Linked DNA regions of Homo sapiens: region 2 is linked to region 1. A link is a contact called in ENCODE Hi-C or POLR2A ChIA-PET data. All regions are on one chromosome and are shown on one strand. The core of a region is the stretch at or near the end of the contact, and the rest is flanking DNA. Distances in the headings are between cores, read along the strand shown.

Region 1 (2,652 bases), core at 71-2,570:
TACATTTAGGGCCCCCACCTGGATAATCCAGGATAATCTCCCTATTTCAATTTTCTTAATCTCATCTGTAAAGACCCTTTTGCCATATAAAGTAACATTCACAGGTTCCAGGTATTAGGACTTGGATATCTTTAGAGGCCATCATACAGCCCACCACAAACAGCTCCTTAGGCACTCATTAGAAATGCAGAACCTCAGGCCCCAACCGATACCTTTTGAATCTTCTGATTCTAATTTAAGAAGATCACCATGTAACTCACTAGCACACTAAGACTTGAGAAGCACGATGCTATGGGAACCTAACCAAAGAATTCTCAAGTCCCAACTTAAATACAAATTTACAGAGTATTTTTCCTAGGAACGCTTTCAGGTGGAGGAGATTAATCAGACGATAGATAATTTTCCTGAACACCATTCTGAAGTGCTTCTCTAAGCATTTGTTCCTGAATTCTCTCTCAATGAAGCCACAAGCCCCAAACACCAGGATTACTGTTTACAGGGGTTCCTGTTTACAGTAGTTTAGCACAGGGTTTGCCACACTGCAGCATATTATTATAGTTTAGTTTTGTAAAAAGCTACATGAGAGAGGTAAATCTTATAAATGGAGGTGGAGTCTCCTAACACCAGTTTTACCACCTCTGTACAGGTTTCCCTGGGCTATGTACTATCGAATCAGGAATCAGGAAGGGCGGCTTTTTCAAATGTTATCTATACTTTTGGCAATTTGTTCAAACGTTCTGCTGGTATGTGAGAGGGAAGGAAAAATTGTTTATTGACCACAGATCCACAATATTATACTTCTCCTATACTTAAGCAATAAGGGACAGCATTTAAAACTCTTTTAAAAATGTTAATCTTGGCTGGGCACAGTGGCTCATGCCTGGATCCCCAGTAATTTGGAACACTGAGGCAGGCAGATTGCTTGAGGCCAGGAGTTCGAGACTAGCTTGGGCAACATGCGAGAGCCCGTCTCTACAAAAAAAAAAAAAAAATACAAAAATTATCCAGGCATGGTGGTGCACACCTGTAGTCCCAGCTGTTGGGGAAAGCTAAGTTGGGAGGATCCCTTGAACCCAGGAGGTTGAGGCTGCAGTAAGCTGTGATTGAGCCACTGAGCTCCAGCCTGGGTGACAGAGCGAGATCCTGTGTCAAAAAATAATTTTGATTTCACGGAAGGAGAAGAGGACTAGTCTTATACCATATCCCAAATGAAATTGAAAATGTCTTCTGGGAATCACAGCAATGACTCAAACTTCTGAATAGTGACTAGGTTTGAGCTGGTAAGGAAGGGATTGTCAAATGCCGTGACAGTCCACAGGAGGGCAGCAGTGCTCCGATTTACAAAGGATTAGTCATACTAGTGTAACCTTTTCTGAGTGAGCCTAGAAATTCTGATGAAAACAGTGTAGTCCAGGAAAAAAAAAAAAAAAATCTGTATGTACAATCACTCAATTTTGAATCATTTCTGGAAGTTATTAGACTCCATGTTAAATCCTACTTAAGTACAAGTATGCAAAATTTAAAAATATGCAGAAAAGCTCATTCTTGGTTAAAATGTTAGCTGAAAGACATTACTAAGTTTTAGAATACCATAGAGTTGACTATTTCCCACAAACCCTAAAATCTACTTGAACACCACAAATTCATATTCCTTCTAATCCCAAGTCCCTTCAGCATTCTTACAGATTTATTGTTAGTTACCTTACAAAGTAACTAACTGTCCCCATGTATTTTATCCCAATTTAAAAAATACATTACAGTCTCAAGGTCACATAAGATTTTCCAAAATGCTCTATTCATAGTCAATATAATTTTCAGGCCGGGTGCGGTGGCTCATGCCTGTAATCCCAGCACTTTGGGAGGCCAAGGTGGGCGGATCACCTGAGGTTGGGAGTTCGAGACCAGCCTGACCAACATGGAGAAACCCCGTCTCTACTAAAAATACAAAATTAGCCAGACGCGGTGGTGCATGCCTGTAATCCCAGCTACTCAGGAGGCTGAGTCAGGAGAATCGCTTGAACCCAGAAGGTGGAAGCTGTGGTGAGCCGAGATAGTGCCATTGCACTCCAGCCTGGGCAACAAGATCGAAACTCCATCTCAAAATATGTGTGTGTGTGTGTGTGTGTGTGTGTGTGTGTGTGTATATATATATATATATATATACACACACACACATATATATATAATTTTCACCTAGTGTTTTATTAAACAGAATGCTTCTGTATTTTTATGTTTATTTGAGACAATGCTTCTGTATTTCTAAACAACAGCTAGCCTTGTTCAGTTAGCCAAACAACAAAACCTTAATTCAAGTCTTCAATGAAATTTTCTGATTTAATAGGCTGAATTAAGAAAGCCATAATTTTCTTCTATAAATATAAGCCTTTAACTTCTATCTTTACAAGTTTATATAGAAAAATTTACTGTGGGGCTTGAGATTTACTAATGCATGGGTTTTCAACCTTAGCTGCACTTTGGAATCATTTAGGACGCTTGGAAATCCCTACACCCAAACCACATCCCAGATCAATTACACTAGAAATCTCTAGGGGTGGGACCCAGGTGTCTGTAAATATCCCCCGGTGATTGCAATGTGCAGCCATGGTTGAGAAACACTGAAGCCTGCTCTGAGAAATTTAGCAATCCGACTTA
Region 2 (2,652 bases), core at 59-2,558, 160 kb before region 1:
TATCCGTCACCATCTTACAGTTTTAAAATTCTTTGTATGGCGTCAATGTTCTCACTTACCGAGAAAGTACAGTCTCTGGAGTTAGAGACAGGTTCAAGTCATAGGTCTCCACTTACCAGTGGTGTAACCCTGGCAAGTCACTTTCCTTGGGTGAGATCCCATTTCTCCATCAGCAGAATATGGCCTGTAAAATCGTTGGAAAGATAAAAATAACATACGTAAAGTACATGGAAAATAATAAGCACTCAAATGGTAGCTATAGTTATTTATAACCAAGAAAACAGGGGGAGTGGATTTCTCCAGGTTGGACAGCTGATAATTGGTGGAACCAAAATTCCAAACTACTCCCCAGAAGCTTCAGTTCCTTATCCCAAGGCCCCTCTGCTCCCCGGAAACTAAGTCTCATACTTCTGTAGCCAGGTGCGACCCTCCAAGGCAAATCTCTGCCCACCGACTCACAGAGAGGGAACCCCCACCAAGAACCCGCTGGAAGCCTGGCGCCACACAGCTGCACTATCTGGAACCTCGCGCGACTGCAGCCCTGGGGGGCGCGCCCGGAACCGAAATGGCTCAAGAGACTTGAGGACCGGCGCGTCTCCTTTCTCCGGCCCCAGTCCCCAACTCCCGCCACAGCGCAGAGGGGGCAGTGCGGTGGGAGGGGGGGAGTTGTGGGGCTGGGGCTCCGGCCTGGCCGGTGAAGCCCCAGGACCCGTCCGCTTGGGGTTAAGGCAAGGGGTGCGGCACGAGGAGCGCAGGGAGCCCCGAGTCCCAGGCGCAGACCCAGCTGCGGACCCGCCGTACAGCCCTGGTGTTGCAAGCGTGGACCGTGGGCGTAAGGCCCCGGCGGGAGGCACTCGGCCCGGCCGCGGCCGGGTCTGCAGGGTCCTGGCGCAGCGGATCCCGGCGCGCCCTGGCCCGCGGCCCGCAGGGTTCAGACGGGGCCGAGACAGCCAAGCCCGGTTCGCTCGCGCCAGGCGCTGGAGCCAAGGCTGACGGGCGGTTCTGAATCATGTTTGGAGGAGCGGCGCGGCCCCCAGGGCTCCGCTGAGACGCGCTGCAGGGCTGTCCGGGCCCTCCCTCGGCGACGCGGCCAGCAGCCCGCGCCGCGTCCTCAGCGGCGGCAAAAACTAGGAGTCCCGGGGCTCTGCCGGGCGCCGGCACTGGAGGGCAAGAGATGCTGGCTTCCCCCGGGGCTCATCACCCCGGGGTTCCACAGCACTTACGTGGGATGGGGACCCCGGAGTAGACCACGGACGGAAAGGAACGGTGGTTTCATTCTCTGCAAAAGAAATCCTCGCGCGCACACGGGTGCCCCGGGCCAGGCAGACCTCCAGCAGAGGCGCCCAGGTGGGGCGTGCAGAGCTTCTGAAAGTGGGCACCTACTTTAGGAGGCTGGCAAGCACAGAGAGCCCAGAATCACCTGTGCCGAGCCCTCAAGGGGGCCTTCTCACAGCCCTGATGTGCCCCCTTACTGCGATTAAGGCTGTTTGCGAGTCCTAAAGAGCTTGCGTTATGCAGGGCACTTTCAACCAACCATTCCTCTATGTACAGCAACCTGTGAAGCTGGCAGGACCAGTACCTTTATTCGTTTTACAAGTGAGAAAGCAAAGGGGTGGGAAAGCCCTAGGGTTCTGTGCCCGACTGCCTAGTCAGGCCCTGCCAACCAAAGATTGAAGTCCGTTCTTTCTCTCTCCTGCCAGGAGGCGAAGAAGTGTCCACCCTGTCTATTGAGAGGCCTCTACTTTAAGAATTAAGCCAGGCAGTCGCTGCTGTGTGGAGGGGTGTTGACAGCAAGTGACAAGGAAGCAAGTCTTTATCGCAGGAAAAATTACTTAAGTGGACTCCTTAGCAGCCTCCTTTCCATTTGGAATGAAGATTAGCACCCCTAGCCCTAGAGCTGTGATTCTCAAAGTGTGGTGCCCAGACTAGCAGCAGAAGCATCACCTGGGAACTAGTAAGAAATGCATCTTAACTGCCCCCTCCTAGGCCTCCTGGATCAGAAGCTTTGAGGTAGTGCCAGCCCAGCAATTTATTTTTTTTGCTTTTCATACATATATATATCTCCACAATGGATGAAAGAGAACAATCATCAAGGATGTAGGTACCAGACACAGGGCAGAAGGTAGCTAGAAAAGTATGCCTGAAGGAAGTTAAGGACCCTAGCCTCATTCCTACCTCGTTTCAATAGGTGGACCTAGCATAAATAGGTTACTTTTCCATTGTTCTAGCTTCCTCTGCCCCATCTACAAACATGGCACAGCTGGCTTGCCTTGCAAGGCCTCAGCTGAAGGACCCCATGTACACACAGGCCAGTACAGCAGTATTAGGATCTAGAAGAATCTCATCCCCATATATGGTCTCACTCCAAGTCTATGGCCGAGTACCTTCATTGTTGTGTGCAAGATGGTGTCATCCCTTGAAAATATGGCCGCTTCAGCATAAAATAGTTAAATCTTTATAATGGTCGATTATCTCATCCTACCCCCTTTTACATGCAGCTGAAAAACGGCAGGCTAGGGACATAGAACATTGTGGACTTTATACTGTTAGAATCGCTGCCCATCAAATGATCACTAGCTAATGGTCACTAAATTTACAAATTAAGGAAATTATCTATAGAATACTGCAAAGACACAGTAAAAAGACTGAAGT

What was found. A loop is a pair of places that touch in the nucleus more often than their neighbours do. ChIA-PET counts read pairs that join two places held with the same protein, here RNA polymerase II (POLR2A). Pooled maps may share reads with other maps.
Region 2: a loop to region 1 is called in a map of natural killer cell, with 4 times the contacts of the local background. The contact joins the promoter of LINC02767 here to the enhancer-like site in region 1. A Hi-C loop is called at or near these places in 12 of 168 maps with a recorded cell type or tissue (B cell, CD14-positive monocyte, CD4-positive, alpha-beta T cell and 7 more), 13 of 37 single-sample maps with no recorded cell type and 18 of 50 pooled maps. POLR2A ChIA-PET finds 5 or more read pairs at or near these places in 9 of 52 experiments (CD4-positive, alpha-beta T cell, CD4-positive, alpha-beta memory T cell, HEK293 and 6 more).

What each region holds. Positions count from the first base shown.
Region 1 is chr1:207,796,184-207,798,835 of GRCh38, reverse strand. No RefSeq gene overlaps it. Among named protein-coding and RNA genes, the nearest start is that of MIR29C, 4.4 kb to the left of the region's middle. RefSeq lists enhancers at 1, 112-211. Within about 2 kb of position 1,320, at least 7 of the 41 ENCODE cell types and tissues checked have a DNase peak (open chromatin) inside an H3K27ac peak, as active enhancers do; they include B cell and heart right ventricle, where a contact is called at or near this core.
Region 2 is chr1:207,957,647-207,960,298 of GRCh38, reverse strand. LINC02767 (long intergenic non-protein coding RNA 2767) reads right to left here and starts at 1,308. Exons shown (of 3, transcript NR_167983.1): 1 at 1,224-1,308; 2 at 60-184. RefSeq lists enhancers at 836-1,335, 1,336-1,837.